Regions from separate parts of the Homo sapiens genome. Here all the other regions are linked to region 2. The links are chromatin contacts, found by Hi-C or POLR2A ChIA-PET in ENCODE. All regions are on one chromosome and are shown on one strand. Each heading gives the region's core, a stretch centred on a gene start or an enhancer-like site at or near the end of the contact. The rest is flanking DNA. Distances are from core to core; before and after follow the strand shown. Region 1 holds the start of CDC6 (cell division cycle 6). Region 2 holds the start of FBXL20 (F-box and leucine rich repeat protein 20). Region 3 holds the start of PIP4K2B (phosphatidylinositol-5-phosphate 4-kinase type 2 beta). Region 4 holds the start of RPL23 (ribosomal protein L23). Region 5 holds the start of PSMD3 (proteasome 26S subunit, non-ATPase 3).

Region 1 (4,627 bases), core at 331-2,830, 890 kb after region 2:
GAGGCTGAGGCAGGAGAATGGCTTGAACCCAGGTGGTGGAGATTGCAGTGAGCCGAGATCATGGCACGGCACTCAAGCCTGGGTGATAAAATGAGACTTGTCTCAAAAATAAAAAAAAAAAAAGCTTCCATTGTGTGGTAACTTTCTCCATTCATGGCAGCCCATTCTCTTCACTTTTGTAGTTTTCAGCTGCTAAAAAGCCTTCACGAAATGTACTCCACCATCTCTTCCTGTTTAGAACCTGAATCTGTCTAATCATCCCCCTATGATAAAGTGGTCAAGAGTTTGATTTTCTGTCAGAGTTCAGAGTTCAAATTCTAGCTCTTCCACTTACTAGTTGTGTGACCTTGGGCAAGTTTACTCAACTCCCCTCTACTGTAGTTCCCTCATTTGTAAAGTGAAATAACACCAGGTTCATGGGGGTGCTTGTGAAGATTAATAAGGTGATGTAGGTAAAATACTGAGCACAGCCCCTGGCATACACTTAAGCACTCAATATTGGCTCTCTTCATGAACTAGGTACCAATTCACTGATGATCGTAATATTGTTGCTTCCCTCTTTCTAGGCTTTATGGCTCTATTTTGTTTGTTACTGAGGGGTAAAAGATAAATGTTTACCATCACCTAGAATTGGGTTCTGGCCTCTAAAGGAACCTGAGGCTTAGATGAATTATTGGCTTTGGAAGCTGGCCTTCAAATTACTGCGCTAATTTATATTTTTCATTAAAAACTCAGCTTGCCTCTTCTATATAGCTGTCTTCCCTGGCCCTGAAACCCTAGTGTTTCGCCATAAAAGATTTTAAAATTAAGGGGTCATAATTCCCTCCCCATGATGTGTGGATTAATGGTAAGAAGATGCACAGAACATAATATTCTTAGGTTGAACGAAATAAAAGTAAAGAGTTGGCTCTGTTTCTCACCTTTGAAGCACAAATCAAGAGATACTATGATGAAGCATAGTTTTTCTTTATATAGGTGTGTAGAACTTTACCATAAAAATCACTAGTTCAGCCATCAGGAGATCTGGATCCTAGGCTCTTCACTGTCACCAAGATGCTGTGACCTCTAACCTTGTATAGAAGTTTGCTTTGTACTTTGCGAGGTTGAGCATTAGAGAGGTAAGGAAAGTGCCTAGCATCATACCTGGCGCACAGAACCCAAAACGGTAGGTATCATGTAGCAGTTCTGAAAATCTAGCCCATCAGGATGATGCAAATGGGTACTTTAGGCAGTGAGAAGGGGAACCACATCTTGACACTTCCAGTCGAAGGAAGAGTGCGACTGCGCGGCAGCAAAGACTACGCCTCCCAGCGTGCTTTGCGGCGGGCCGGCCCGCTTTACCCAGAGTCGCCCTGCCGCAATCGCGCGTCTTTCCACCGAGGCCCCGGATGTAGATTCCCTCCCCCGTTCAGTGGTCGTGGCCTCACAGCGACTCTAAGACTTGGGGCTCTCTCATTGGCTGTAACTCTTCCACTGGATTGGTAGCAAAAAAAGAGGCGGTGCCCAAGGCGAAAGGCTCTGTGACTACAGCCAATCAGAATCGAGGCCGGGCTTTGGCGGGAGGTGGGAACGCTGTGGCCATTCGGATTTGGCGCGAGCGCGGCTGGAGTTTGCTGCTGCCGCTGTGCAGTTTGTTCAGGGGCTTGTGGTGGTGAGTCCGAGAGGCTGCGTGTGAGAGACGTGAGAAGGATCCTGCACTGAGGAGGTGGAAAGAAGAGGATTGCTCGAGGAGGCCTGGGGTCTGTGAGGCAGCGGAGCTGGGTGAAGGCTGCGGGTTCCGGCGAGGCCTGAGGTGAAGTGAAGGGAAAAGAGCTGAGCTCGCTGGAGGTCTGAGGTCGGGATCAGGGAAAGGGCAGGTGCCCTCGGGGTAGTTCTAGCAGTTATGCGTGGTGTGAAGGAGGTGAAAGTTGTAGGAAGGAAATATTCTGGGGTGCGTTGAGAGCTGCCTAGAATGAGGACTGAGTGCAGGGGCGGAAAGAACTGAGGGAAGACTGAGCTGCAGTGTGAGGGCTTGGGATAGAAGAGACTAAATGTGGCGGGTGCTGGGCTGAACTGGTGATAAAGACACCCCGCGTGCCTGGAGGGAGGAAACTAGAAGTTCTATATAAATCAATTCATGTAACTTTTTTTTTTTTTTGAGACGGAGTCTCGCTCTTGTCGCCCAGGCTGTAGTGCAGTGGTGCGATCTCGGCTCACTGCAACCTCTGCCTGCCGGGTTCAAGCCATTCTCCTGCCTCAGCCTCTTCATGTAGCTGGGACTACAGGCGCCCGCCACCACGTCCGGCTAATTTTTTTTTTTTTTTTGAGACGGAGTCTCGCTCGGTCTCCCAGGCTGGAGTGCAGTGGCGCGATCTCGGCTCACTGCAAGCTCCGCCTCCCGGGTTCATGCCATTCTCCTGCCTCAGCCTCCCGAGTAGCTGGGACTACAGGCGCCCACCACCACGCCCGGCTAATTTTTTGCATTTTTAGTAGAGACGGGGTTTCACCGTGTTAGCCAGGATGGTCTCGGCCCGTCTCGGCCTCCCAAAGTGTTGGGATTACAGGCGTGAGCCACCGCGTTTGGCCGTAATTTTTGTATTTTTAGTAGAGACGGGGTTTCTCCATGTTGGTCAGGCTGGTCTCGAACTCCTGACCTCAGGTGATCCGCCCGCCTCAGCCTCCCAAAGTGCTGGGATTACAGGCGTGGGCCACCGCGCCCGGCCCATTTCAGGTAACTTGTTATTGCATCGCTCAATTGGTTAAGAACTTGGGCTCTGGCACCAGATGCCCGGGGTTACATTCCTGTTTTTCTGTGACTTTGGGCCACTGTTTATCTCAGTTTTCTCATGTGTAAAATAAAGGCTAATAATAGTACCTACTCCTAAGATCGTTGTTAAACGAGTTGGTACCTAAAGTGTTTATAACAGCGCCCTTCCACGTAGTAGGTAGACAACAAATGTCAGCTGTTCTTGCATAGATTTGGATGTGAAGCAAAAGTGAATGCTAAAATAAGTGTGATAACATAATTAGGAAATAAGTGTTAATCATCAGTATAAATAAATTCCATGTTAGTTATTTTCTCTTCACTTTCACATATTGACTAGTTGTCCTCTTATTTTTTTTAATCTAGCTGTGCTGTCGTCATGCCTCAAACCCGATCCCAGGCACAGGCTACAATCAGTTTTCCAAAAAGGAAGCTGTCTCGGGCATTGAACAAAGCTAAAAACTCCAGTGATGCCAAACTAGAACCAACAAATGTCCAAACCGTAACCTGTTCTCCTCGTGTAAAAGCCCTGCCTCTCAGCCCCAGGAAACGTCTGGGTAAACCATCCATTATATCACTTTTTCACTAGCAGCTCGTGACCTTTCTTTTCTTGGTAAGATGTGTGTCCTTTGAAGGAGCTTTCTAAGTTCAGTTAAGACTTCTTTTTTTTTTTTTTTTTTTTTTTGAGACAGAGTCTCGCTCCATCTCCCAGGCTGGAGTGCAATAGTGCGATCTTGGCTCACTGCAACCTCCGCCTCCTGGGTTCAAGCGATTCTCCTGCCTCAGCCTCCCAAGTAGCTGGGATTACAGGCGCCCACCACCAAGCCTGGCTAATTTTTTTTTTTTTTTTTTTTGGATTTTTAGTTGAGACAGGGTTTTGCCATATTGGCCAATCTGGTCTCTGAACTCCTGACCTCAGGTGATCCAACTGCCTCGGCCTCCCAAAGTGCTGGGATTATAGGCATGAGCTACCGCTCCTGGCCTAAGACTACTCTTCATTTTAGTTATTTTCAGAATGGTTGCTAAGTGCTTACCGAACTCCAGAGTTAGACACTTACTGAGGTCACTCTGAACTACTTAATAAGTCTGATCTTCAATTCCTTAATACTGAACTTAGTTCTGTCAATGTTTTAAGTTACCTTGTAGTTACATGGTATTATGAAACTTACCTCAATATTTGTGAAATTAAAAGAAACAAAAACGTGACATGATGAATATTTTCCATCCTTTAGGACAGTGATTGGTAATTCTTTCTTGTTTTGGAACATTTATTTTTAAATGGGGGGTAATTTGGTTGTTTCTGGAGACATTTTTGGTTGTTACAGCTGGGGGTTGCTACTGGCATAGTGGGTAGAGGCCAGGGATGCTGCTAGACATTACAATGCACAGGACAGCTCCTTGACAATGAAGAATTATTTGGTCCAAGATGTCAGTGGTGCCAAGGTTGAGAAAACCTGTTTCAAAATAGCCTTACAATTTCATCCTACTAAAACCCATTTGGTTTCTACTAAATGCAGTAGTCCCCACTTATCCATGGGGGATACATTCCAAGACCCCCAGTGGACGCCTGCAATCGAGGACAGTACCAAACCCTACATATACTGTGTTTTTGATTTGATAACCAAGTCAGCTACTAAGTGACTAGTGGGTGGATAGCATATACAGTGTGGATATGCTGGCTGAAGGGATGATTCATGTCTTGGGTAGGATGGTGCGGGATTTCATCATGGCACTCCACAGCATGCAATTTAAAACTTGTCAATTGTTTATTTCTGGAATTTTCCATTTAGTATTTTCAGACTGAGGGTAACTAGAACGGTGGATGAAGGGACTACTGTAGTAAGATCAGTGGTGCCATCTGGTGACCAATATTTGCTGCTAAGT
Region 2 (4,374 bases), core at 767-3,266:
GGACTCCCCACCTTATTCTTTTTTTTACCTTCTCAGATCATATTTAGAAAGATTTCGTTGCCAGCTACATCAGCTACAAGTTAAAAAGAAACCTCTTAATACAGCAACAAATTTCCTTATTACTTTATTATAGTATGCCACCCCTACAGAGATTGTAAATTAAAGTATAAGATAATTATAAAAATACAAAATAGCAATGTAATTTTACACCACATACAAGAGAATACTTTCCAAAAATTATTCAATCTAAAATGAACAGCAAACTGATAAAGAGCTAATTCCACAGGCAAAAGACTGTCCCCGACTCAAATCTTCAGTATCTGGAACTGCCTTTCAAGATTCCTGTTAACTGCTGAACGTCTATTCAGCAATTTTAGTGACATTCTGGGTTTTTACGGTACTACTGAATACGAAACCATCATAAATTAACTTTATTGGGGCTCTGTACATTAGGGCCATCCAATGTCCTATTAAACACCAAATAATATATTCCATAACATTTTCTTCTAGTGATCAAGTTAAATACTAAAACTCTAAGAAGGCCAATTCTTTGATTTTCTCCACTCCTGAAGTGCAACAGTAACACTGAAGCTCTGAACTTAAACTGCACCCAAAACACTTCCTATCTTGATCTTCGTGGATCAATTCAAATTATTTCCCAGTTCGCATAATAAGAAATCAAAGAATAGATTAAACTGACAACCCTTAAAAGTTTTCACACCCTGAACCTAGTTGTCGAGTTTCTTAAACTTTTGTCTCGCCGTCTTACAATTTCATCTCTCAAATGGAGATGAAGAAAAACACCGAGTGAGATTGTCCACTGAGCTGTGAGTGATCCCAGGTCAGCCTGGTTCTCTGCCAGAAAAGACCAGGTGACATTTACTCTTCCTGTAGAAGTTTCTTTCTCTTGACCCTCAAGGAACCTTCCAGTATATTGTTATACTACTGTAATTCATCAGTAGTTACAATATTTCACTTCCCAAAGGAATCTCTTCCTTGCAAGATGACTACTCTCTAAAGACGCTTTCAAGACCGTCCACTCCTCAATTCCAGGACAGTAAACCTCCCTCGCTAGAGGAGAAAAAGTTCCTGAAAGACAGACCGGAATGGATTTGCTGAACTTTCGTCCCAATCTCAAAGCATGTAGACATCCAAGGGTTCCCAAGGAACAATGAGCTACAGAAGTACAGACTAAACGGGAAAGCAGAGGAAGTATCAGAACAATACCCAAACCAAACACAGCACCGAAAACCCGTGGTAGCCTCTATCATCCCAAACTACCGTCCCCACTTCCCTAGTTTCACCAAGGTCTCAAACTCGGAGAAATGGTACCCATCCCCTAATTTCCTCCCTCAACAGACAACAAACGCGTCATGAAGGTAGCAGCGAGAAAAGCAGCAGGCTCTGGTGGACCGGAGCCGTGATGGCTGGGTGGAAGGAGGCAAGCCAAGGGTTGTGTAAAGAATGGAAAGCTGAGCGATCCTGGAGGAGGGTGGAATTAGGGCGCCCGAGCTAATCCCCCGCGGGGGCCCGCTGGTGGGAAGAGACGGGGGGCGAACCGGCGAGGGGACTGGGGGCACCGGGCTGCGCTGGGCTTCTGGGTCGCAAGAAAGGGGAGCGGAGTCTGGCAGCCCCGCCAGTGGGTGGGTGACGGCGCCTGCCAGGGAGGAGGCTCCGTGCGGAGCGGACGTTTTGGGATTAGAGCGCGCGACCCGCCCTCCTCACGCCGCCCGAGCCCCCCAAGCTCACACCTCAAACCTGCTCTTGGTCACTCCGTTCACGTCCCTCCTCATGGGGCCGGCGGGTGCGGCCCGGGCCGGGCGCTGCGGCGAGCGGAGTGCACAGACCGGGGGCCCAGGACAGGCCCGGGAGTTCCGGGACGGGGACTGGGCGCCGGAGGGGTGACGCCGGGACCGTGGGACGGGAACAAGAGACCTCTCGGCTCCGGCTAGGCCTCCACCACCTCCCGCGGCGCCGGCGGCCGCAACGACTGCTCGTCGCTAGCTCGGCTCTCTCCTCAGCCTCAACTTCAACCCAAAACAAAAACACTCCCCACCTGCCAGCAACGCCGCTGCTCATTGGACAGAGCCGCCCGGGCCTCGGAGCGCCCGGGAGGGGGAGGGGCGGGAGGGGAGGAGCGCGGCGGCGGCGGCGCGAGACCACCCCTCCCCCACACGGGGCCGGCCCTGACGGCGCTCCCGGGAGCAGCCGGTGCGCGGCGGCGGCACGACCCCCTGCGCCTCCGAGGCAGACGAGCCCATCGGGAGAAGGCGAGGCAGGGAAGTGCCTGTGCGTGTGGAAAAGGGGGTCTGTGGGGCGGATGCGAGTGCGCGCGTGCTCGCGGACCAGCGAGGGAGAGTAGAGCAGTACCGCACTCTGCGCGGGGGCCCCTCTTCTGCCCCGTGTCCCCCTCTCCTCCCTCCGCGGGCAAACAGGCACGCACCTGCCTGCACAGAACCTCAGCCTCTGCCCGCGCCCGTCGCCCCTCGTCACTTGTTCCCCAGGATCCTGTAAGGCACCCGCATCCTTCCCGGCCACCCAGCTCCCTTCCCCTGTCACTCACTGTCGCCTTGAACCCAAAGTGCAGCAGGCGGTCCCTGCTCGGAGCCATTTTCCTCCTCTTCTGGATGTGTCTAGATTGGGGCAGTGCGGCTGCCGCCGCGCCTCCGCGGTTGCCGCCGCCGCCGCCTCCCCCGCCTCCCCCGCCCCAGTGCATTACATTACGGGGTGCTGCAGGGAGGCCTGGGGGGCCGGGGCCGGACGCTTGTCTCCCTGTGCATGGCTCGGGAGGGCGAGGGTGGTTGCGCTGAGCAACAGGCCAAGTGCCCGCCCTGGTCCGGGGATGGCTGCGGAGCTGCACCTGAGGCCGGGGGTCGGGGGTGCAGGGCTGGAGCCGGGCAACCCTTCCTTTGGCCGGGGTCGGGGCGCGCGTCCGTGGGGGTGGGGCGGGCGAGACCGAAGAGCCTTTGGTTTTCCTTGCTCGGCCGCCGCCGGCGCCCAATGGGCTGCAGCGCCTGCCTGTCCGCCAATCAGGGCGCTGTTTGGTGAGAGCTTCGGCCTGACGTCACTTTGGCGGGAGAAACAAGCGTGTGTGAGCGAGTAGGCGGGGGCGTTTTCCCGATGGAAACACTTCATCAGACTCCCGGGCTCCTTGTATAGAAGCTGATCTGTGTCATCATATTATATTATGTTTTAACAACTCTGGCCTTCAAGGTCTCAGAATTTATGACCGAATTTCCACGAAGGAATAACACAGGATTTTGTAGTTTTGTTGCCCCTTCTATGAGCAACAAACTACAAAATTATGTCCTAAGAGTGAACTATTAGAAACTGTATAATAAATTCCAGCACACCTGGCAGGAGCAGCAGCACTGCTAATTGTATGCTTCCAAAGCAGTTATGAGTTGGTCTTCCTCACACCCCTTTTAATTAGTGGTTTTAGCGACTGACTTGTTATGCGTCTAAGAAATTAACAAGAGCAACAAGTGCGGCAGATCTTTAAGAACAGGTATATTTTAGCTGGAGGACATATTACCCAACTCTTAAAGCACTGTACAAACTTTTTCTTTTTTTTTTTTTTTTTTTTTTTGAGACAGAGGTTCAACTCTGTCGCTTAGGCTGGAGTGCAGTGGCACGATCTCGGTTTACTGCAACCTCTGCCTCCCGGGTTCAAGCCTCCCAAGTAGCTGGGATTACAGGCGCGCCGCGCCGCACCTGGCTAAGTAGAGACGAGGTTTCGCCATGTTGGCCAGGCTGGTCAGGAACACCTGACTACAAGTGATCCGCCCGCCTCGGCCTCCCAGAGTGCTGGGATCTTTTTTCTTTTGTAGAGACGGGGTCTCCCTATGTTGCCCAGACTAGTCTGCAATTCCTGGGCCCAAGTGATCCTCCAGCCTCCTCCCAGTGCTGAGATTACAGGCCTCATGTGAGCCACCACGACCAGCGCGCCACCCCCCGGCTTTTTTTAATCCTAGAGGGGGCTTCCTAAAACCAGGGACCTAGCTTCAGAAACTCATTCTCAGGCCCACAAACCCAGGTCTGTCTTCTCCTCCTGTCCCAGGTACTTTTAATGTTTTTGCTTGACTTCAGCCAGTGGAATAAAAAAGCCTTTTCATTCTGTCTCATCTAAGAGCTGTTTTCTCCCAGCAAAAACTGATGCATTTGGTGAGTAACAATGGCAAAGGGATGGCCGGGCGCGGTGGCTCACGCCTGTAATCCCAGCACTTTGGGAGGCCAAGGCGGGCGGATCATAAGGTCAGGAGATTGAGACCATCCTGGCCAACATGGTGAAACCCCGTCTCTGCTAAAAATACAAAAATTAGCTGGGCGTGGTGGTGGGCGCCTCTAATCCCAGCTACTCGGGAGGCTGAGGCA
Region 3 (4,515 bases), core at 542-3,041, 600 kb before region 2:
ACATGGGGTTCATATTCTGATCACCCAGTTTCCCTAGAAATGTTGTCAGATGACCCCTGGGACAGCAGGAAGACCGAGTAACAAACTGGGCTGGATTGTTGGCCCGAAGCAGCTCCTAGAGGTCTGGGCATTATACCACTGGTACTCGCTATCCTGGCAGGACCCTCACTAACACCAGTGATGACAGTGAAAACAGTAACCTGCCCAAGACCAAGAAACCACAGAGACCTCAATTTACACATGCACTTTCCTAAATGACAGGTCAAGATCTAAAACCCTAGCTCAGATTACGGTTCATCGATCTCCACCCAAAGGCACCTTCAGCTCCTCTGCCAAAGCAATGCAAAGTCTTGCTGGCCCTCTTTGTCATCGCTTGGTCTTGTGAGCAATTTCAAGCACTCACAAGTGAACCTAAAGAACTGAAATCCACAGGAAACCCAAGCTTGATCCTCCTTATTCCAAAATTCTAGTTAGTGAAGTTGGTGTTTCGGGTCCTTTTACTTCCTCTGCTCATTCCTAGTGTGGGGATTCATAAAGAAATGGTCAGAAGGCAAAGAGCAAGTGGTTGGAAGAGGGAGAATAAAGACCCTGAACAAACACCACATAAACAGTCTTCCAGCTTAAACTGTCAGGATCCAACTTCCTGGCAGGGGCTGTTGAACAATCTCAAAGCACCCTAAGGACCCAGGGGACCTATCTCTCCTATCTAGGACCATAATCACTATGCATCATCACAACATTGCAGCCACACAACAGATAAGTCAACATCTTTAAAATGATCACCTTCAAAAACTATGGGAAGACATATTATTTCTACTATGAATAGTCCCTCCTTATAACCAGGCATCCTCTTCTCTCAAATGGTTAATAGCCATTCTTTCTTCTCCCTAACCCAGAGAGACCCAGGTGAAGTGTCTGGTTCAAGGAAGCCTGTGCTTCTCCAGTTGATACATCTTGTTCAAGAGGGAAAAAAAAGGAAACCCAGGGTGGAGTTCTACATTCAAAGGTAAGGAGGCCTGGAGGATGGAAGAATTTGAGCAGCCACAACAACCAAACGATCAGAAAGAGAGGACTATTTGGGCAGACCACTGCTACTTGACAGAGCTGGCAGCCGGCTGTAAGGAACAAGGGGGAATATACACCCTCACAAACAGGATGAGGGGGGAGGAGGAGAAGCAGGGATGAAAGCGACTCCACTGCACTGAGGCCTTGCCTTTGCGCTCCATGGGCTGCCCCAAGCGAGCACGCCACACGCAGGAAGCCAGAAGGGCTGGAGGGAAGGGGAGGTGGCGACGGCAGACCACAGAGACACCAGGCCTCGCGTGGCGTGCGGGGAGTGCACACGGGGCCGAAAGGCGTGCAAGGGTGGGGTGGGCGTGCAAGTGGCTTGGCGAGGGGTGGCAGGCGTCACCGGCAGGGCCTGCGGGGCAAGGGCCCAGGGCTGCAGGGGGCGTGGGAGCGCGCGGGGCCGCGCTCAGAGGGGCGCGCAGGAGCTGGTTACCGTGTGGTTCACCCCCCACATCAGGACGCTGAGGATCGGCTCGCTGGCCCGGAATAGCTTCACTTTCTGGCACACGAAATGCTTCTTCTTGGTCTTGGTCTTGCTGGCGCTGAGCGGCGCCACCGCCACCGCCGTGGTGCTGGTGCAGTTGGACGACATGCCCGGGGCGGCGGCGGCGGCGGCGAAAGAGGGGGGCGGCGGAGACAGCGCACAAGCCAGCGGCCTCAGGCCTCCCCCGGACCGATCCCCACCCCCGCTCCCTCACCGCGCCATGGTCGCGCCCGTCCCGTTACCTCCCACCCCGCCCCGGTGGTTCCGTCCGCCCCACGCCCCGCCCTCCCGCCCCGCCCCGGGGAGCCCGCCGGCCCGCTCCGCACCCCGCCCCCGGGCGGTGCAGCCGCCCTGCAGTCCCCTGGCCCCGTCCTCCCCGTCCGCGTGGTACGGCCCGTCCCGGGGAGGCAGCGGCCGCCCCGCCCGCCCCTCCTCCCCGGGCCTGACAGAAACCCGCCTGGCCTCCGAACGCCTCGGGGCCCCGTGCCGGAGCCGGAAGGGGAGGAGGGCTGGGCAGGCGTCGCTGTGGACCGCGGGAGGGGCTCCCCGCCCGGGCCCCCCAACGCCAGGGTTTGGCTCTTTCCCGCAACCCGAATGCCAAGATGGCGGCGATGCCACCGCTCCGGAAGGGAAGGAGGGACGGGAATGCGAGGAGGGCGGGACGTACCATGCCCACCCCGGGGGAGAGGAGGGACGCAGCAAGGGGAAGAGAAAGTCCAGCCTAGAAAGCCAAGGAACGCCCCCTCGCTCCACCTAAGCGTGGATCTGCCCACTCTGCTGGGCCCCGGGCGCGCTCCACCCGCGGGGCACGCCCCTTGCCCCCAGGGCCAATGAGAGAAGCAGGCCAGGAACACTGGTTTTTATGAATGGGCCCCGCGCCCACCCACCTGCTGCCTGTTCTCCCCGCAAAGGGTCAGAGCTCAGAGGCCGCCAGCACCTTCAGACACCTATCCCACTAATCGTCTTACTCTGGCTCATTTCGTAAAATCTTTGAGTAAACTGCCCCACGCTTTGTTACATAATTCTCAGATGAGGGATCTCCATATATTCGACACAAATTACAGGTCAACGTTGTTCTTTCTGCATGGAAATTCGTAAACACGGTACTCCACAGGTGGTCGCTCTTTAAACAGTTACAAAAATAAATGTGGCCTTTATTACCAATTATAAAATAAACATAATTAACCCCGGCATAATGAAGTGATTAAATGAATAAAAACGTATGTTACATTCTCTAGGGAAAGATCGGGTTTCAAGCATTACAGTGCCTGGCATCATAAGTGTTCAAAAACAGAAATCCAAATACATTTTAAGCAGAATTAGGAATTAGCAGAACAAGGAAATCGCCCAGCTAATGTGCGGGTCAAGAGGGCCTAGGAGTTCACTGGTCAAATGAGGGCTTCTGGTGAAAGAATAGAGAAGGGAAAAGGAGTAAAGACAGGAGAGTGGCCCCTCGAGGGTTTTGTTTTGTTGCTGTTGTTTTTTGAGACGGAATCTCGCTCTGTCACCCAGGCTGGAGTGCGGTGGCACAATCTCGGCTCACTGCAAGCTCCGCCTCCTGGGTTCACGCCATTCTCCTGCCTCAGCCTCCCGAGTAGCTGGGACTACAGGCGCCCGCCACCACGCCCGGCTAATTTTTTGTATTTTTTTAGTAGAGACGGGGTTTCACCGTGTTCGCCAGGATGGTCTCGATCTCCTGACCTCGTGATCCGCCCACCTCAGCCTCCCAAAGTGCTGAGATTACAGGTGTGAGCCACCGCGCCCAGCCTGTTTTTTGTTTTTTTTTTAGTACCTGACTGAAAGAGACTAGCAAACAACTCCTGAAAATCTGTAATTGTAGTAAGGTTACTACACGGTAAGAAGTGAAGCCGCAAAATAAAAACTTCCATTTTATTTTCCTTTAGGAGCCATGGAGCATATTGGCAATTTGGTTCTGACTCCTAAAATCATTTTACTATACCTTTACACTGCCTACATTGGAGACTGCAAGCAGTGGAAAAGAATAGATACTCCAGATCTCGTCGATAAACCCAGGCTCCTCCTAAACCAGCCAGATTCAGAGAGAAAAACGAGCTGGCCTGCCTTATTGTATTACTTGCCATCAAGGTTCAATGTGGTTCTATTACCCAGTAAAGTCATTGACCAAACAAGGTATTTTCACAAAGCTAACCTTTTTTAAAAGCATGTAAAAATTGTACATTTGTACATATACGCATTACAATTTTACATCCAAAGATCAAATAGTTAACAGTTCATTTAGGGCTTTTTGTATTGTTTGATTTTCCAGATTCTGTCACTCCCTTGGCTTTGACCTAACCTGACATCATTCTGTCACATTATCTTCTAAATCAAGTAAACGTTCATTTGTCTCAGTAAGCACAATCTATCTGGGTGACACCAGAGAGGTTTCTGAAGGGTCTGGTGTACGCTGAGGCAGTGAAATAGGTCTGTTGGCACAGGTAAGAAGGAAGTGGCATGATAAACATCACAACCCCAGGGAACAGCCTTCCAGAGTGGCACAAGCACTCCCACCGAGATGGTCCAGTGCCCACCCGTTAAAGAGTCAAAACCCAAAGTTACTGAGTGTCCCACAAAGCAAGTCACACTAGCTCTCAAAGGAAGTGAGCTGTTTCAGGACTCAATGAAGCAGGGTCACTTTGAACACTGGTGGTTTGACATCTGTGAAAGAAGTCATTTGAACTCTTATAAAGAGAATTAAGGGGTCAGCAGCTTCCCTGGAAAATGCAGGAAAACCAATAAGAGAGGGGACAGTTTTCATCTTTTCATAAAGTTCTTCTCCAGAGCTACCGAAGTTCTCTGTAAAGAGTAGATATTCCGCTTCACCCGATCCTCCAGGGAGGAAGTAGATGCACTCTCCAGCTTCATGCGGCTAGGAAGAGAAGACAGGCAAATGCAAGTCAAAAACATTTTCAATCAGTCAACTATTCTGGCAGCTTCAGAAG
Region 4 (4,570 bases), core at 838-3,337, 550 kb before region 2:
GACCCAGGAAGTGTTCTGAGAAGAGGAAAAAGCCCATGCAATTGCTGAATCACAATCACAGTGCTACCCAGCCCTCAAATGGATATTAATGGTGAACAAAAAACAATTTCTAACCCAAAGGCTAAAAATCTACTGGACAGCATCGTGGGGTGGATACAGGAATAGGAGTAACTGTAATACAGGGCTGACAAATCAACATCACATTTGTAAATCAAGGGATGGCCAGGAACTCTTTAGAAGAGCAAGACATCCCAGGGTAGAGACAGATTAGGCAGGCACAGGAAAAAAGTGCAAGCGCTGAAGTTAAAATGCACCAAACACCAGAAGTTCTAAAGCCAGACAGGACACAAGCTGCAAGTATTTTGAGGCCTCCCCCTTTAAATCATACACCTGACAGGAAAAATTTTGAGTGGGGAGCCTGAGATTAAGTAATGAGCAATTAGCCGGGTGTGGTGGTGCACACCTATGATCCCAGCTACTCGGGAGGCTGAGGCAGGACAATCTCTTGAGCCCGGGAGGTGGAGGTTGCAGTGAACAGATATGTGCCACTGCACTCCAGCCTGGGCAACAAGTGAGACTCCATCTCAAAAACAAATAATAAAATAAGCAACGGGCAGCTTGTTTTCGTTTTGTAATATATTTTTTTTTGAGAGCCCAGGAGGCGGAGGTTGCAGTGAGCCAAGATCGTGCCATTGCACTCCAGTATGGGCTGGGCGACAGAGAGAGACTCCATCTCAAAAAACAAAACAAAACAAAACAAAAACAACAACAAAAAAACAACTAAGGTATGGAAGTGACAAGATGATGGTCCCCCCTCCAACACAATATGAGCAAAAACTTAAGATACTTATCTCACACTGCCTCTCAATGGAAAACAAACTTGAGGCCTTGAAAACTGATCCATTTTCCAATAAAGGAAAGCGTCCCCCCACTACTCATCAGTATTAAGGTGGGCTCAGTGTTTACTCACCCTTTTTTCTGAGCTCTGGTTTGCCTTTCTTGACTGTGGCCATCACCATGTCACCCACACCAGCAGCGGGAAGTCTGTTCAGCCGTCCCTTGATCCCCTTCACGGAGATGATATACAGGTTTTTGGCTCCTACAAAAGAATGTAAATAAAAATAAAAAATGTTGAGGGCCATCAGGCCGTTCCATCAGTATAACATTTCCCAAACACTTCCAAAGCCCCTCCCTCCACTCACTGCCCAAGCAGTTAGTCCGCAAGAACGCCTTGTCACACCACCGATTGAAGCAAACAACACATGTTGCCACTTCACCCAAAAGCGATGTTTTCACTCTCCCCTTTCTTGACGGCTCAATAGGTCATTAGCCACAGGCCCATTGAGTGCTTTTAAAAGGGGGAGTATAGCAACGTGCAAAGACCTCACCTGTGTTGTCAGCACAATTGATTACAGCTCCTACCGGAAGACCCAAGGAAATCCGGAATTTCGCACCAGAGGACCCACCACGTCCTGTGGATATAAAGGGAAGGGAAACAGGATAAAGAGATCACAATCTAGACATGGTTCGGAGTTCCCCCTCATACTCAAGCTGTAATTCACCGCACATGCTTTGATAGACTGTACGCTATAGATTAGCTCGCTCGGATTTTACTTATGCCGTCCCCATGTGCCACCCGATTCTCACGGAAAGTAGCCTATTTCTTACTATTAACACTCTGACATCGAAATTAAGAAACCTAGACGACTCAACCCTTGCTCTAACTTTCGCAAAACGCAATTACTCCTGCAAGGCATAAAACCGCAGAGGTCGCGCAAACCAGGGCCTAATCCAGTCTAACTTCAACCCCATTACGATAGCCCTATTCGCGGAGCGATCTCGCGGTATCCAGACTACATTCACGTCGGGATCCTGCCATCTCAACTCTCCAGCACCCCACTGCCACTTTCGAGGGCCCTGGCAGTGCTCTCGCGGTGGCCTGGCTCTCTCTCTCCGGCCTGAAGGAGAGCAAAGCGCCCCAGCTGCCTAGGGCCACCGCTCCTGACGAATCCGCCAGCCACTGCACGACAGATGGTGGAGGATCCTCCAGAAACAAAACCTCACCTCGCTTCGACATCTTGAACGCCGGAAAAAAGAAAAAAGGAAGTCGATTCAAAGGACACTGGGATATGAACTTTAACGCCCCGCCCACCCTCCTCACGTGGCCGGAGCAAAAACCGGCCTCTTCCGCCTCTGGGCGCTGCCTTATTACGTAATAAGTTTACGACGTCGCTTTTAGCCCTCTCTGCGAAGTGGGAGTTGAGGTAGAAGCGCAAGAGATAGGAAGTATCTTCTCTACGAGCTTAAGAGTAGTTAGGGACATGGAAACAGTGATTTGTTAACTTGCTCACGACCTCTTTTGACCACTTAATAGTGCCAGGCACTTATCTGCACACTAGAGAATAGGAATTAAAACACGGTTTGTGCCGTGTGGGGGTTCCCCAAGGAACAAAGAAAGTGGGGGAGGGAGGGAGAACAAGCTCTAAACGGTTTCGTTGAATGTAATACAGTTGAGAAGTGCTGCAGATCATTCCATCTATGTGTTCTTGGTATCATACCATTCTGTATTTTACATATACAGTATTGCTCTATTTATTGACCCGTCCCCCCCAACACACACTCTTTTTTTCTTTTTTTGAGACCGAGTCTCACTCTGTCGCCCAGGCTGGAGTATAGTGGCGAGATCTCAGCTCACTGCAACCTCCGTCTTCCGGGTTCAAGCAATTCTCTGTCTCAGCCTCAGAGTACCTGAGACCACAGGCGCCCGCCACAACGCTGGGCTAATTTTTGTATTTTTAGTAGAGACGGGGTTTCGCCATGTTATTGGCCAGGCTGGTCTCGAACTTCTGATCTCAAGTGATCTGCCCGCCTTGGTCCCTCAAAGTGCTGGGATTACAGGCGTGAGCCCCCGCGCCAGGCCTAATTGCTCCTTTCACAGCTTCAGCCGCCCCTTATTCTCTGGGTTCTTTCCTTCCCACGATACATTAATTCACATACTTATTGAGCTCCTACTTTACAGCAGGTTCTGTCCAGGGCGTACAGCGGATTACATCAGAGAACAAAATAGATCAACATTCTTTTCCTTATGGAGCTTACATTCTGCTGGGGTGCAGGTGGAGGAGGATATTAGACACTAAACAAAAGATATAATAAGTAATTGCAGTATGTAGTATGTTAGATGGGGATATGTATTATAAAAATATAAATAGTATCGCTTCTCGGCCTTTTGGCCAAGATCAAGTGTAAAATATAAATAGTGGCCGGGCCTTGTGGCTCACGCTTGTAATCCCAGCACTTTGGGAGGCCGAGGCGGGTGGATCACGAGGTCAGGAGATCGAGACTAGCCTGGCCAACACAGGGAAACTCCGTCTCTACTAAAAATACAAAAATTAGCTGGGCGTGGTGGCGGGCGCCTGTAATCCCAGCTACTCCGGAGGCTGAGGCAGGAGAATCGCTTGAACCCAGAAGGCAGAGGCGGCAGTGAGCCGAGATCGCGCTACTGCACTCCAGCCTGGGCGACAGAGCTAGACTCCGTCTCAAAAATGTATATAGATAAATAGCTCTTTGAGGAAGACGCGGTCGTAGGTGTTGCGGATCGCTGATCCGCACGCTCCTGCTACTGACTCACCGCTGTTCGCCCTCGCCGAGGAACCAGTCGCTCAGGAAGCCGCGCAGCAGCCATGGCTTTTAAGGATACCGGAAAAACACCCAGGGAGGCGGAGGTGGCAATTCACGAATTCGAGTCACTCTAACGAGCCGCATCGTAAAATCCCTGGAGAAGGTGTGTGCTGACTTGATCAGAGGAGCAAAGGAAAATAATCTCAAAGTGAAAGGACCAGTTCGAATGCCTGCCAAGACTTTGAGAATCACTTCAAGAAAAACTTTGTGGTGAAGGTTCTAAGACATGGGATCATTTCCAGATGAGAATCCACAAGTGACTCATTGACTTGCACAGTCCTTCTGAGATTGTTAAGCAGATTACTTCCATCAGTATTGAGCCAGGAGTTGAGGTGGAAGTCACCATTGCAGATGCTTAAGTCAACTATTTTAATAAATTGATTACCAGTTTTTTTTTCTTTTTCTTTTCTTTCTTTTCTTTCTTTCTTTCTTTTTTTTTTTTGAGACGGAGTTTCGCTCTTGTTGCCCAGGCTGGAGTGCAGTGGCGCGATCTTGGCTCACCGCAACCTCCACGGCCGATATCTATCTATCTATCTCTATCTATCTCTCTCTCTCTCTCTATCTCTATAGAGATATATATCTATAGAGATAGATAGAGATATATCTATCTCTATGTATTTATCTATATTAAAAACAACTGGTAATCGGCCGGGCGCGCTGGCTCACGCCTGTAATCCCAGCACTTTGGGAGGCCAAGGCGGGCAGATCACCTGAGGTCAGGAGTTCGAGACCAACCTGGCCAAAATGGTGAAACCTCGTTTCTACAACAATACAAACATTAGCCAGGCGCAGTGGTTCACGCCTGTAATCCCAGCGCCTTGGGAGGCCGAGGCGGTCGGATCACCTGAGGTCGGGAGTTTGAGACCAGCCTGACGACCAACTTGGAGAAACC
Region 5 (4,512 bases), core at 322-2,821, 580 kb after region 2:
CTGCTGACTTGGTTGTTTTCTCCTTGTGATGTAAACTTAATAGAGAGATGAGCTAACACCCTAACTATCTAGAAGAGTAACTCCTTTGATTGTTAAGGATGAACATAACTCATCTGTTTTCTTCCTTACCATTCTCGCCCACCTTCAGTTGCAGATATGGTGTTATGAAGAGGTTCTAATGAGTTTATTCCAATGATGATTCAAAAGTCCTGTTATCCACCCCCCAGCCCTGGAGGGTGAGAGGACAGTTGAGGAGGAACTGGTCAAGGCATGTTCCCTAAAACTAGAGCACATATCTTTCCAGTTAGCGAGTGGCTGTTTAACGCAAGGAACATCCTGCAATCCTATGAAAGAGGATGCAAAAGATATGCAGGATACCCTTTATATATGCAAAGGAGGAGGTCAAAACATATTTCCTGCCTTCTAGGTCCTTACAACAGGGCTAGATTGTCTTGTAGGGTCCGTGAAAGGTCTAAAACTCAGGACTTCCACTTATGGGAGAGAGAAAAGTTTCAAGGTAGGGAGAGAGTTTTTGTTGTGTGTTCTAAGAAATTGGGAGCTATATCCTTCACCTTGTTTCACCTTCCCTGCAGAACCAGTGGGGCAGTCCTTTGAAAAATAAGTGGGTAGGGTTTCTTGTCCAATTTGCTTCCCCTTAGGTACACCACTAAGTAAACCATCATTCTCTCCTTAGGCACACCATTATTCTGTTCCCCATTTCACAATGTCTGTCTGGATGTATAAAAGCCCTCTCAATGGGCTCCCTAAAGCGTCTGCCAGTAGGGGCTCCCACCCTCTTTCCTCAACACTCCCAATCCACCGCAGCCCAGAGCACAGTGTCTGCTTATCTAACCATCTGACTCCCCCGTATACTACATTCTTGAGCTGTTTTTCACCCCCCTATTTGCTAACCGTGGGCCGTACATAGGGTGGACCCCTATATTTTGTTAAACTGGAGTGATTCTACGCAAATGCACGCTCCTACCTATCGGCACTCCCAGCCTGCAGAAATTGTATGCCTTATGTTCAGCACTAAACTCAAATCTAACCAAGGAAGTCCGGATCCCATAGGGTTCTTCCTACTCTCCAGTTCGGTTTATTTTAAGGCCAACAGCCCTAGCTTCACGTCCCTCCTTCACAGCCTTCTTTCCTTCCCTCCTGCCGGATGCGCCCGGCAGCCGTTGAGCACAAGCCCAGCGGATCTGGAAGGAGACCCCGCCGCGACCGGGGAAAATTGAGCGAACTTGGGCGCAAAACCCGCCCGGCAACTCGTGACGTCATCTCGTCCCGCGCTCGGATAGGCTGTACCCACTCCACGCTGGTTGAGGCGCTCTTAAAGTCCTTTGTAACCCAGATTGGAGCCTGAGGGGACCTCTCGTGGACGCCCACAGAAATGCACTCGAGAGGAACATAAAAGCATCACACTTAAGCGCTCGAAAGAAAGCCCCACGAACCCATAAAGGCTCCTCCCCGCTCCTTCCTCGAAGCTCCTCCTTCATCCTGCACCTCGGCTGTGGATTTATTTCCCCTTTGTTGACTCGGCCATCGGCCTGCCGGGCCTGGCGTTTCCCAGAAGGCCCAGCGCCGGGAAGGGGTTTGCAGCTGCTCCGTCATCGTGCGGCCCGACGCTATCTCGCGCTCGTGTGCAGGCCCGGCTCGGCTCCTGGTCCCCGGTGCGAGGGTTAACGCGAGGCCCCGGCCTCGGTCCCCGGACTAGGCCGTGACCCCGGGTGCCATGAAGCAGGAGGGCTCGGCGCGGCGCCGCGGCGCGGACAAGGCGAAACCGCCGCCCGGCGGAGGAGAACAAGAACCCCCACCGCCGCCGGCCCCCCAGGATGTGGAGATGAAAGAGGAGGCAGCGACGGGTGGCGGGTCGACGGGGGAGGCAGACGGCAAGACGGCGGCGGCAGCGGCTGAGCACTCCCAGCGAGAGCTGGACACAGTCACCTTGGAGGGTACGGCAGCCCAGGCCGGGAACGTGCCGCGATCGCGGGTGACAGCGACCCCTGTGATTTGGCTTCTTGCTGGGAAGCCACAGCAGCCTCCACCACCCTCAGTTCTTTGGGATCACCCCCAGATACCTGCTCCCACTGCCCCGACACTCCCGACTCCAGGCCCAATGACTGAACCTTCTCTCCAGGCTGGGAACCACTCCCCTCCCATCCCCTCCATCCCCATATCTGGGGTTGCATCTATATCTAGGTCCCAGTGGGCCTGGGGACTCCCTCTTTTAAGTCCTCCCCTCTGACCTATTCCGTTTATATCCCACCCGACTGATTTTAGCGCCTCCAATATATGACTGATTGTTCCCGCTGGAAACCAGTGTTTGTGTCTGTGTGTAAACAGGGCCAGGATGACCTAGAATATTGACTCCTGAGTTTTAAAACTGTACAGCAGATTTTTGTTGTCCTAGCTGCCTTTAGCACACTCCCCCGAATGAACCATTTCGACCTAGTATCTTGTTTCCTACTTCTCTAACTGAAGTGTCCCAACAGTCCCCTTGCTGTCTCCTCCCTTCAGGTCCTTACTGCCCCTCTGTTTCTAAAGGGTTTAAGTACATACACACTTAAAACTTTTCGGGTGTCATCTTTGTTTGGTTTTGTAATACTCAACCTTTGGCCTAAACTCCTATATACCGGTGTCTCCTATTTCTTTTCTCCGAGGTTCCTGTTTCGAGTGTCTGTAGTCCTCTTGTTCCTCCAAGTTCATGTTTTACTTTTCCCACTTACAGCGTCCTGTTTCCATTTGAAGTGGGCAAAGTGAGAGCTTCCCACTGTGATCCTGGTGCCATTTTCCTGGTTCTGGATCAAGTGGGACCAGACTACTTACTAGGTTTTCTTTTCACTAAAATGCGTGAGAAACTAGCTCAAAAACATTGAGATAAGCAAAGTTATCCTCCTAGGTGGTGCTTTTGAGGATGTGATGGTGTTGACTACATCAGCTCTTACTGTAAAGTTGAGCAACAGGATCGATATTTAATAGAGATCCTTTTACCTAAAGTAGTGGCAGCAATGTCAAAGGTGCCACTCAGCATTGCCTACTGGGTGTGTTTATTACAGGCACTTCATTTTCTTCTTGTAAAGTAATTCATATTCATTGCAGAAATTGTGGAATGTATGAGAAGTTAAAAGCAGGGGATAAAAAACATGGTTAACATTTTTTCTTGTGAATTTTTGAGCTGTTCTCCTATAATTGAGAGCAAGTTATGTATACAGTTTGTATCAAGGCATAACTAAATATAAATTTTGAATTTTATGTGTTTTCATTAACATTCGTAAACATAATCAGCATTCAATTTATTCCAGAAACATTTATTGAATACCCAATATAATGGTTAAGAGTACAAGTTCTGGAATTAGTTCCCTCATCTGTATAAATACAAGTAATAGTACAGTACTTTATTGGGTTGTTGTGAACATTAAAATGCTTAAAACTGTGCCTAGCACATAAATATCAGCTGTTATTATTTATATCATTAGTGTGGCCCAGATACCCTGTGCTAATCGGTGAATATACAGAAGTGCCTAAGAAACTACTCATTGATTGCATTCCCTTATTGCTTTGCATTTAAACTGTTTCTAGTTTCTTGCTATCATAAATAGCTTTGAAGCAATCATCTTTGTGCCCAACTTAAAAAATCTACTTTTCTAATTATTTCTTCAGTACAGATTCCCACCAAAACCTATATGCCTGAGTTTAAAAGGCTGAACATTTTAAAGGTTTTTGATAGTTATTGTCCAGAAAAACTGTGCTGATTTACATTATACCAGGAGAAATGTAGTTTTCACTGTACTCTATAATTTTTTTTTTTTTTTGAGACGGAGTCTCGCTCTGTTGCCCAGGCTGGAGTGCAATGGCGCGATCTCGGCTCACTGCAACCTCTGCCTCCCAAGTTCAAGCGATTCTCCTGCCTCAGCTTCCCGAGTAGCTGGGATTACGGTCACCCACCACCACGCCCGGCTAATTTTTTTATTTTTAGTAGAGACTGGGTTTCACCATGTTGGCCAGGCTGGTCTCCAACTGCTACCCTTAATGATCCGCCCTCCTCAGCCTCCCAAAGTACTGGGATTACAGGCGTGAGCCACTGTGCCCCACCTATAATTTTTTTAATGTTACAAATTTGGTAGTTTAAAAATGTTTCCATTTGCAATTACTCAAATACTAATGGAATATAATTTTTGTCTGTTAGCTATTTTTCCTCTTTGTATGTTAGTTCGTCTCCATTTTTGTTTTGAAATTGTGGCAATATAATCATTATACCATTATATCTCTTAACCATTTATACAAGCTCTTTATAGAATAAAAATATGAATCTTTGATCACATTTGTTGAAAATATTTTTCTTTTGTATACACAGTTATCTAAAAGGGTTTTTTTAAATGAAGTCAAGCCCATTAATCTTTTGTGCGTATGTGATTTCTCCCATTGTTCACATTTAGAAAGTCTTTTCCATTAAGATCTGATAAATCTGGACTCCAGGTTTCTGTAGTTAATTGGTTTTTCTTTTCTTCC

Evidence for each region. A loop is a pair of places that touch in the nucleus more often than their neighbours do. ChIA-PET counts read pairs that join two places held with the same protein, here RNA polymerase II (POLR2A). Pooled maps may share reads with other maps.
Region 1: a loop to region 2 is called in a pooled map, with 5 times the contacts of the local background. The contact joins the promoter of CDC6 here to the promoter of FBXL20 in region 2. A Hi-C loop is called at or near these places in 3 of 50 pooled maps. POLR2A ChIA-PET finds 5 or more read pairs at or near these places in 2 of 52 experiments (activated CD4-positive, alpha-beta T cell and activated T-cell).
Region 3: a map of CD4-positive, alpha-beta T cell shows a loop between it and region 2 (2.7-fold over the local background). The contact joins the promoter of PIP4K2B here to the promoter of FBXL20 in region 2. A Hi-C loop is called at or near these places in 1 of 168 maps with a recorded cell type or tissue (CD4-positive, alpha-beta T cell), 3 of 37 single-sample maps with no recorded cell type and 6 of 50 pooled maps.
Region 4: a loop to region 2 is called in a pooled map, with 7 times the contacts of the local background. The contact joins the promoter of RPL23 here to the promoter of FBXL20 in region 2. A Hi-C loop is called at or near these places in 8 of 50 pooled maps. POLR2A ChIA-PET finds 5 or more read pairs at or near these places in 2 of 52 experiments (A673 and CD8-positive, alpha-beta memory T cell).
Region 5: a loop to region 2 is called in a map of B cell, with 5 times the contacts of the local background. The contact joins the promoter of PSMD3 here to the promoter of FBXL20 in region 2. A Hi-C loop is called at or near these places in 1 of 168 maps with a recorded cell type or tissue (B cell) and 7 of 50 pooled maps. POLR2A ChIA-PET finds 5 or more read pairs at or near these places in 3 of 52 experiments (activated B cell, activated T-cell and naive thymus-derived CD4-positive, alpha-beta T cell).

The regions. Positions count from the first base shown.
Region 1 is chr17:40,286,299-40,290,925 of GRCh38, forward strand. It overlaps CDC6 (cell division cycle 6), which reads left to right and starts at 1,581. Exons shown (of 12, transcript NM_001254.4): 1 at 1,581-1,792; 2 at 3,110-3,300. The coding sequence starts at 3,123. RefSeq lists enhancers at 1,341-2,148, 1,917-2,096, 2,127-2,196.
Region 2 is chr17:39,399,610-39,403,983 of GRCh38, forward strand. FBXL20 (F-box and leucine rich repeat protein 20) reads right to left here and starts at 2,017. Exons shown (of 15, transcript NM_032875.3): 1 at 1,752-2,017. The coding sequence starts at 1,793. RefSeq lists silencers at 1,270-1,562, 1,627-2,056, 2,087-2,286, 2,317-2,396, 2,647-3,036 and 1 more.
Region 3 is chr17:38,797,765-38,802,279 of GRCh38, forward strand. It overlaps PIP4K2B (phosphatidylinositol-5-phosphate 4-kinase type 2 beta), which reads right to left and starts at 1,792. Exons shown (of 10, transcript NM_003559.5): 1 at 1,502-1,792. The coding sequence starts at 1,660. It overlaps CWC25 (CWC25 spliceosome associated protein), which reads right to left. Exons shown (of 10, transcript NM_017748.5): 10 at 2,677-4,442. The coding sequence ends at 4,328. RefSeq lists an enhancer at 969-1,787.
Region 4 is chr17:38,851,634-38,856,203 of GRCh38, forward strand. RPL23 (ribosomal protein L23) reads right to left here and starts at 2,088. Exons shown (of 5, transcript NM_000978.4): 1 at 2,065-2,088; 2 at 1,389-1,472; 3 at 971-1,099. The coding sequence starts at 2,077. SNORA21 (small nucleolar RNA, H/ACA box 21) reads right to left here and starts at 1,362; the gene lies at 1,230-1,362. SNORA21B (small nucleolar RNA, H/ACA box 21B) reads right to left here and starts at 25; the gene lies at 1-25. It also overlaps the pseudogene RPS20P35. RefSeq lists enhancers at 941-1,724, 1,035-2,234, 1,725-2,508, 2,232-2,341.
Region 5 is chr17:39,979,236-39,983,747 of GRCh38, forward strand. PSMD3 (proteasome 26S subunit, non-ATPase 3) reads left to right here and starts at 1,572. Exons shown (of 12, transcript NM_002809.4): 1 at 1,572-1,955. The coding sequence starts at 1,736. RefSeq lists enhancers at 1-581, 1,003-1,182, 1,403-1,682, 1,483-2,460 and a silencer at 1,863-1,912.